2 separate regions of the Homo sapiens genome follow, and region 1 is linked to region 2. A link is an interaction called in ENCODE POLR2A ChIA-PET data of the cell type or tissue named here. Cell type or tissue: Caco-2. All regions are shown on one strand. Region 1 overlaps TMEM135 (transmembrane protein 135). Region 2 overlaps LOC105369422 (a long non-coding RNA gene).

Region 1 (5,000 bases), 98 kb before region 2:
AATGGCTCACGCCTGTAATCCCAGAACTTTCGGAGGCTAAGGAGGGCAGATCACCTGAGGTCAGGAGTTTGAGACCGGCATGGCTAACATGGCAAAACCACATCTCTACTAAAAATACAAAAATTAGCCAGGTGTGGGGGCACAGGCCTATAACTCCAGCTACTCAAGAAACTGAGGCACAAGAATTGCTTGAACCCGGGGGGCAGAGGTTGCAGTGAGCCCAGATTGCCCCACTCCACTCCAGCCTGGGTGACAGAGCAAGATTCCATTTCAAAAAAAAAAAAAATTGGCCAAGCATGGTGGATCACGCCTGTAATCCCAGCACTTTGGGAGGCCTAGGCAGACGGATTACCTGAGGTCAGGAGTTCGAGACCAGCCTGGCCAATATGGCGAAACCACATCTCTACTAAAAACACAAAAATTAGCCAGTCATGGTGGTGTGCGACTGTAGTCCCAGCTATTAGGGAGGCTGAGACAGGAGAACTGCTTGAACCTGGGAGGCAGAGGTTGCAGTGAGCTGAGATCGTGCCACTGCACTCCAGCCTGGGCAACAGAACAAGACTCCGTCTCAAAAAAAAAAAAAAAAAAAAAAAAAAAAAAAAAAAAAAAAAAAAAAATTAAGGAATAAGGAACATGTATAGAAAAAAGCAAATTCTGCTAATAATACCAACCTTGCTGCTCCTTTCAACTACAAACCTATGCTAAGTTTTTTTTACGAGCAAAGTAGAGGTTTTAAATTTTAAAATCAGATAGTTAGAAGACACAAAAGCTCCACATATTTAGAGTTAAGCTATAACTCTAGGTTAAAAAAAAAACAAAAAAAAAAACCTTAAACCTGCTTAATTTCCAAATAGGGAACAGCAAGGGCATTTGGAAGAAATAATTCATTGGAGTTTCTTAGAATCAACTTAAGCTTATATACTGTATAGTATTCCATTGCATAAATATAGAATTTACTTATTCATTCAACTACTAAGGGACCCTCGAGTTGAATTGAGTTTTCATAATTACAAACATGCTGCTCTAAATATTCTTGCTGGTTTCTCCTATTTTCTACATACAGTTAGAAATTTTTCTAGAATATACTTAAAGAATGGGTTGATGTGTACATGTTTGGTTTTATTTAAAAGTAACAAACCGTTTTCCAAAGTGTTTGCAAATTGACACTCCTACCAGCAATAGATAAGAGTTCATTTCCTACTAGTATTTTTCTTAGAGTTAACAAAACAGTTCATCAAGTATCCTGAAGGTATCTAAACATACATCAAAGCATAATTATTTGTTCAACAAATATTTACTGACTACCTGCTTAATGGTACCATACATATAGCAGTAACTCAGTAATCAAAAGCATTTCCTGAAACTTCTCTTAGTAGGAAGAGAATCAACACTTAGTCTTGTAGAGATTCTCTTATTACAAGTATCAGAAATCTGCAAGAAAAAAAAGAACACGCAGAAGGTTGAAACAGCTAGAGCAAAGATCTGGAGTCAAAGGAATACAAAGCAGTAAGAGATTTGAAGCAAATACGTAAACATGTATACGCAAATGCATACAATCATACATGCTAACATACATGCATATACAGGCACAATTAAGACTAGGAAAAAGGGGGTCATCAAGGTATAGAAGGGCTGTAGTTTTGTTTTCCAGCTCTAAAATCCTTAACAGAAAATTAAGGTTAGAAACCAAGTGTTTTACTAGACCATACCACTATTATCTATAGCAATGTCTCTATTATCCGTGTAACCACTTCAGAGAATAACTAGAGTTGGACCAAAAAAAGCCAAAGTAAGATTCTAGATCAAGCATGATGAGATAGAACACTTATTTGCCTATTTGAATTTAAGAGATGTTCAAAGTTCCTCCCACCTCCAAAGCAGATATTTCTTCTCACAGAGCCTGAAACCACATGTACATTATTGTATTCTGCTGGACATTCAGCATTTTTTTTCATTCAATAACAAATATTTACATTAAGTTACAAATATCAATGGACACAAGAAACTTAAAAAGATAAGCAACTGAAAAAAATAATAAAAACAAAACTAGGAACAGACATGCTGAAAAAGGTGCCAAAGCACCAAACAAAAAATGTGCCTACTTCACCACTTAATCAACACCTAGCCCTAACACTGGTAGGTAGGAAGAAACAAACTTGCTGTTGTCTTTAACTGGCCTCTTACAGAAACTTAGTCTACTGAAGACTAACATCCTAAATTGGCATATAGTTTTGTTTGAATTTATATAATTTAATAGATTTCCAGTATACTATACCAAATTATACTCACTTCTAACTACATCAGAGTATCATACAAGTTCAATTCCACACATAACTTAGAATGGGAGAAAGAACCTGGGATCAAAACAGAGAAGCTCACAAAAAGAAAAAGTGACGTTCCAGATACTAAAACGCCAGTGCCACAAAACCTGGAGGCCATGAATCTTGATTAGCCCACAGAAAGGCCTGCCATGGAGACTGTGTGGCTGGCACCCATGGAGCAATAATTTGGAATGAATGGAGCCCTTAGTATTTTGTATTAATTGAAGTAAGACGTTTAGGAATCTGACACTTCAACTTAGATTAGTTCACACTAATTGAACACAATGCTAAACATTATCCTCAGACACCAAAGTGAAATGTTTAACAACCTATAAACAGGGCCTCGGTATTGAATTCTTTGTCTTATTTAAGTCAAAAGGAACCAGATTACTTTTTTTATGGTTTTAACAAAGTAAACAGGAGCTGGAAAATATCCAAAACTGTTCAAATCAATGTTGTTTTTTACCAGGCTAGGGCTGTTAATAAATATACCATAAATGAGCTCAGACTTTTTTATCTACACTTATATATGTATTCTTGAAAAGGATGTAACAGATTCCAATTCTTAATCATTCCCCCTAATTCCACAATTTCTCACCATTTCCTGTACTAGTTTACCCCTGCTTTTGACTTTTAATTCCATCATAAATTACTCTAATAAGAATTCAGAATCCAAACATAAATTTTATAAACACATACAGTACATACACCTACTTAGTAATTAAAACCAGCCTTCATTAAAGGTAATGCTTCCTTCTAGTATTTCTATAGCATTTGCTATACTTCATGGGGACTTTACTAACAATTTTTAACACAAAAAATGAAAACCATGTTTTTTTAAAACCATCACATTCTAACCATACAATGAGTCCTTTTCTCCTGCAAGTATGTACATATAGTATATATATATATTTTAAAAAGCAAAGCAAAACAAAACCCTTAGCACTTTTAAATGTATACATTTTTAGCGAGAACTAAATTTCCTTCCAAAAAAAAGAACACAGTATACTAAATTTTTTGCTAGAAAGTTAATGTAATTGTTTCAATTATAGTCATTTTTAAACTTTTTTATTGAAAGGATGAATAATTATTAGTAAATGTTTAATGAAATTATAAAATATTTGATAAAAGTGAAGTAATTTTAATATAAATGTTTTTGACACTATTTTATACATATAAATATACATTTATGCACACAGGCATAATAGTATGAACTTCTAAAGAGACAGCCACAAAAATTAAGTTTTAAGAGCCTACTGATAAATATTATTATAATTATTTTTCAAAATGATCAATAAAGATTTATGTTGATTTTGTGAATTAAAATACAGGTATTGTAGGCCGGGCATAGTGGCTCAAGCCCATAACCCAACACTTTGGGAGGCCAAAGCGGGTGGACCACTTGAGGTCAGGAATTCAAGACCAGCCTGGCCATAAAGCAGATCCCAATACAATAAAATATTGTTCCTTGATATCACTGTTGAAAACAAACAAGAAGGGGTGAGTGAGAATGGCAGGGAAATAAAAGGTATATGTTCCAGGTAATGAGTACGAAATTTGCTTTGTTAAAACAGTAAAATCAGTATAAATTTTAGGAGTTAAACAGAATTTATCTTCATTTAAGTAAATTATCTGTAAAGATTGTTTAAATGAATTTTGTAAAACATTTGTATGTAAATTTTCTAGAGCTCTTATAATTTGATGCAGTAGTCTGAGAACTGACCCCCATCTTCTAAAACTGCTGTCCATCCCCTTTACAATTACTTCTTCCCAAATCAGCTGGAGTAACAGTTTTAAAAATGCAAATCCTATCACATCACTTTTTGCTTTTTAAAAGTCTCCAATGGTTTTCTATTACACTTAAAGTCCGAACTCTTTACCACAGCCTACAATATCCTAAATATAATCTGCTTTTGTCTATCTTTCCAACCTCATTTCATACCATTCTGTCCAGACATAACAGACTCCTTAGCTATAAATCAAATGAATCAAACTTGTTGTCATCTTGGGACCTGTTTACTTATTATTCATTACACTCTTGCATAAGATTTTCTCAAGATGTATTAACAGCTCCTTTACATCATTCGGAGTGTACTCAATGTCATCTCTCCAGAGAGGCCTTTCCAGACCAAAAGCACCTCTACTCCCCCACAACTACTCTTACCCTGCTTATTTTCTACCTAGCACTTCCACCTCTGACATTTACAATTTTAATTTATTTACTTATTGGATTATTGTCCCACTTTCCCTCTATTATGTAAGGTCTACAAAGACAGCGCATTGGCTATCTGTGCCCTGGCCTCAAACACAACACACATGTATGTGTTTCATACCTAATTTAGTTGCTTTGGCTTTATAAACAGAAATCAATTTGGTTAGCTTGAGATAAAAATAGGAATTAAAGGGAAGGACACTTTGATGGCTCAGAGAATTGAAAGAAGTTCTAACGAGTCAAGTCAAGTACAGAGCCTCATTCGTGCCCTGGCCTCAAAACAATACCAGACACAGAGCAATTACTCAGTATTTGTGAAGTAAGAGAAGTAGCAACTAAAGCAAGGAAACAAAATTAGTATTTACCCTAACAGCATTTTCTGTTTCAAGCATTAAAAGATAAATATGACTAAATAAAATCCCAGCTCTGGAAAAGCTTATCAGTGTAATGAGAGAAGAACAGAAGTA
Region 2 (5,000 bases):
GAGCCCCCTGAGGCAATTCAGGTGCATGCCTGGGAATGAGAACTGCAGCCCAGGGACCTCAGGAATTAACTATGAAATGGGATGCATAGCTTCTCCTGGACAGATGTCATTAAATAACTGACTCATCTAACTAATGTTTTCTTTCTGAGAATAAAACAAACTTTTATTACAGTTTGGCTTCCCATGCAGGTCTGTCTTGAGAGACAGAATGGTTATATATTAGGTAACAGATATCCTAGTTTGTATGACAGGTTTTAATTTTCTATTGTTATTTAATAAATTGGCAGCTTGATTTATGCACTCATTTATAAGCTTGTTTTATATCACTTAGCCTGAGAAAGGAAGAGCCTCCCTGATATGCTTCCAAAGCCAGGTTTTTTACCCTGGTTGTTTGTGGCAATAAATTCTGTATTAGCCAAGAATGGTTAGGCTATGCCGAGATACCACATACACTCTAAATCTCAGAGAATTTAAAATAAGAAAGATTTATTTTGTGTTTACACAAACTCCAAAGCAGACTGGCCAGTTCTTCAGGGCAAGGGCAACCAGTGATTCAGGAATATAGCCTCTTCCATCTGCACTGGGCCTTCGTCAGTGGTCACTTTTTTTAATTTTTTCCTTGCTTCTTTGATTTTTCATGTGTGCATAATTTTTAGTTCTTTTGCATAGCAGCATGCACAAAATTTAAGTGTACAGCTTGATGAATTTTTAAATTTGCCTTTACTGAGACTACTATTTGCCCTGAGACTGCTATGCAGATTAAAAAAAAGTATTTCCATCACCCCAGAAGGCTCTTTAGTGCCCCTTCCCAGTAAATACACCTGCAAACAGAGGTAACCACTATTCTCACTTCTAGCATCATAGCTTCATTTTGCCTGTTCCTAAAGCTTATAGTAACAAATGCATACGTTGAATATTTTTTGTGTCTGGCTTCCTTCACTCAAGATCTTATGCATGTTGTCGTATGTAGCTATAGTTCATTCATTTTTATTGCTATATTGGGTCTATTGTATGAATATAGCACAATTTTTTCATTTGAGGACATTTGTGTTGTTGCATGTTTGAACCTACTATGAATTACCCAGCAAGGGACATTCTTTTACTTGACTTTTGTAGACGTATGCTTTTGTTTTTCTTGAGCATATACCTAAGAGTAGATGTGCTACGTCATGGGGCCAGCATACATTTAACTTTCGCAGATACCAATCACTGCTTTCACTTTTAAGGGCCAGACCTGGAAGTGGTTTACATCACTTCTGCTTACATCCCACTTCCAGAACTTAGTCACATGTCCCCAACCTAACCACAAAGGAGGATGGAAAACGTAGTCTTTCCATGTAACCAGGAAAGGAAAATGAAATGAGATTTTGTTAAGCATTTTGCGCCATCTCTGTCACAAATATCAACTGCAGGGTCAGGCTACCTGTAAGACAACCAGCTAACCTCCAATGATTCTCTTCCATCTTTGTGAACTGTATGACTCTCTTTTCTTAAATGAATATATGTGCAATAGTATAGCTTACTATAAATGAACTAATGCAAACTGATCATCACATAATATATATATAATATATATTATATATATGTTATATATATTATATATATATATATATATTTTTTTTTTTTTTGAGATGGAGTCTCACTCTGTTGCCCATGCTGGAGTGCATTGGCACAATCTCAGCTCACTGCAAGCTCTGCCTCCCGGGTTCATGCCATTCTCCTGCCCCAGCCTCCTGAGTAGCTGGGACTACAGGCACACGCCACCACGCCCAGCTAATTTTTTGTATTTCTAGTAGAGATGGGGTTTCAGCCCGTTAGCCAGGATGGTCTCGATCTCCTGACTTTGTGATCTGCCCACCTCTGCCTCCCAAAGTGCTGGGATTACAGGCGTGAGCCACCACACCTGGCAGTTTTATATTTTTAACAAAATTCCAGTCATCATAATGCCCCTTAAGGACAAGATCTATTTCTGACACATCTTTATTATCTTCTGTACCACATAGCACAGTGCCTTGTACACAGAACATGTTTAATATTTAATAAAAGAAGTCTTGGTGGGAGAGAAATTTGAAAGCACTGTACTCTTGTTAAGGCCGGTTGTGGCTCATGCTTGTAATCCCAGCACTTTAGGAGGCCGAGGCGGGTGGATCACCTGAGGTCAGGAGTTCAAGACCAGCCTAGCCAACATGGCAAAACCCCGACTCTGCTGAAAAAATACAAAAATTAGCCGGGTGTGGTGGCACACACCTCAGGAGGCTGAGGCAGGAGAATCGCTTGAACCCAGGAGGCGGAGGTTGCAGTGAGCAGAGATCGCGCCACTGCACTCCAGCCTGGGCAACAGAGGGAGACTCTGTCTCAAAAAAAAAGAAAAAAGAAGAGTTAGTTACTTTGTATTCTGCCTACCATTCACTCAGATTGCAACATTTGCCCCTAAGCACAGAGCTTACCCCTTTCCTTATCAGAAGCCTCTGCCAAACATAGGAACAATGTCTTATTTGTTGACCATATTGTAACTCTCAATTACTCATTCTGGGATTTGCTATGTCCTCAGTGTTCTTATTGCTATGCTGTGTGCCTGTTTTTGATGGTGAGGCGCCTCTTTCTTTTCACAATTCCTTTGAAAATCCCTGCATGACATGCAGTACCAGCATTTTATTTTACTTTTGTGAAGGTTCTACTGCTTTTTTTAAACAATACTTTTTTTTTCTTGAAACTCAAATACTTAAAACAACTGCAAGTACTTTGAAGTGAGGGACCATCTCTTGTATTTCTTTGTGTGACAGATGGTGCTCATAATAGGTTATCAATATAATCTTTTAAAAGAAATGCTGTTGTTTGCCTTTTGCAACTGACAGTCTTGCTTGCAAAACTGAGACACATTTTTGCTGAAAGTAATTCAGAGAATTGATCTATATCAAATATATTAAAATCTCCAAAACTGCAATTTCCTCCAAAATTAACACAGCCCCTTTAGTGCCTAGCCCAGGATCTACTATATAGGCACACTCAACCATTTGTTCGATTAGTAAAATGCAGAGATTATATATACTTACATAGTTAAACCTCTATAGATAGCACTCACAGTAACTTTCTTATTTAAAGACTCAAATAATGGGCCCTATATTTTTTCTCTCTCTAAAGTTTTCAATATCTGTTTTCCCAAAGTCTTAAGTACATGTCTAAACATGCTCATCAGTCATATCCTTGCACATTACAAACACTACAAATTCTAAGATGATACAGATACTTTTTATCAAAGATCTTGTCACTTTCACGGGTACAACTCAGTATCCTATTATAGTTAGAATCAAGTCCAAAGGCAGAGGTTTTTCCTTATTAAGATTACTTTGTAAAAGACAAACTAATGTGCAAGAATTTATTTGATGATCTGCTTTTAATAGAATAAGACATAATGATAGTTGAAGACTTCCTTGCTTACTAAATCTCTTTGGATTAGTTTGTAATCCCTTTTGGAAATATATTTTCCACATGGTCTGATGGACAAAGCCATCTGTTATATGCACTCAAAATAATGCATATTTCCTTTTTTTTTTTTTTTTTTTTTGAGATGGAGCCTTGCTCATTTGCCCAGGCTGGAGTGCAGTGGCGCGATCTCAGCTCACTGCAACCTCTGCCTCCAGGTTCAAGCAATTCTCCTGCCTCAGCCTACTGAGTAGCTGGGATTACAGGTGCACGCCAACCTGCCTGGCTAAATTTTGTATTTTTTTTCGTAGAGACAGGGTTTCACCAAGTTGGCCAGGCTGTTCTTGAACTCCTGACTTTGTGATCTGCCTGCCTCAGCCTCCCAAAGTGCTGGAGTTACAGGCGTGAGGCACTGCACCCAGCCAATAATGCATATTTTCTATCTCTTTTTAAAAATATTATCAACCAGATTCTTTGTATTTTGTGCCTATTCTCATGTTTGAAGATTTTCTTCCTTAAAATACTACATTCCATATATTTTTAGTCTGACTATAAATTAGCAATATTTTTAGAAGAAATTTTGGCAGGATCTATAAACATTTTACTTTTCTTTTTTGTAGAGATGGGGGTCTCCCCATCTTGCCCAGCCTGGTCTCAAACTCCTGGGCTAAAGCAATCCTCTCACCTCAGCCTCCAAAAGTGCTGGGGTTACAGGAGTGGGCCACTATCAGCATTTTAAATGTCTCTATCCTGTGACCCAACAATTATACTTCTAGGCCTCTATCCTATAGAAATACCAACAAAAAACTGAATCGTGCATTATTTATAAGAGCAAAAAAGATTTAAAATAATCTAAACGTTCATATTAAATAGACATGTATAAACTTATATTTATATCATCGAATGCAGACAGCAAAAAGGATAAGGTAGATCTGCACATGCCAATATTGAAGAATATTTATGATATTCAATTGGGAATAAGGGGAAAAGAGCACAAAGTATTTTATATAGAGTGAGCTCATTGTTTAAAGAATAAAAGACATTGGGTGTATGTATATATATATATATTTCTATATATGTTTATGTAGTCATTAAAAAAGGTGTAGGAGAATATACAACAAATAAAGGGATAGGCAGAGCCCTTTCACCTTTTACTTTATATATAATATATATACACTAATATATTATTTAATTTTTTCCCAACTAGTATGCATTATTCTTACAGCCCAATACTTCCTTCTAAAGAAATTTTTCTTTTGTTAGAGTTTATTTTTAGGTAATGAGTGTTAATTTTTCTGAATGTATCATTATTTTGCCTTCATTCTACCTCAAAATAATGACAATTTTGTTATCTATAGAATTATAAACCGGGCTCACATCTGTAATTCCGGCACTTTGGGAGGCCAAGGCAGGTGGATCAACTGAGGTCAGGAGTTCAAGATCAGCCTGGCCAAGACGGCAAAACTCCATCTCTACTAAAAGTACAAAAAATTAGCCGGTCATGGTGGTGCTCCAGCTACTTGGGAGGCTGAGGCAGAATCGCTTGAACCCAGGAGGTGGAGGTTGCAGTGAGCTGA

The links. Peaks named below come from ENCODE experiments on the same cell type or tissue, not always from the same donor. Only the 100,000 strongest peaks of a DNase experiment are listed, where the experiment ranks them.
Region 1: POLR2A ChIA-PET joins it to region 2 with 6 read pairs; 7 of 35 experiments call an interaction of 5 or more read pairs at or near these places.

Annotation. Positions count from the first base shown.
Region 1 is chr11:87,124,831-87,129,830 of GRCh38, reverse strand. All of the region lies in intron 4 of TMEM135 (transmembrane protein 135), which reads right to left. Among named protein-coding and RNA genes, the nearest start is that of TMEM135, 89 kb to the right of the region's middle. In Caco-2, no CTCF peak of the experiment used is centred here; no DNase peak of the experiment used is centred here.
Region 2 is chr11:87,027,082-87,032,081 of GRCh38, reverse strand. All of the region lies in intron 1 of LOC105369422 (a long non-coding RNA gene), which reads left to right. Among named protein-coding and RNA genes, the nearest start is that of TMEM135, 8.4 kb to the left of the region's middle. In Caco-2, no CTCF peak of the experiment used is centred here; a DNase peak (open chromatin) is centred at 2,481.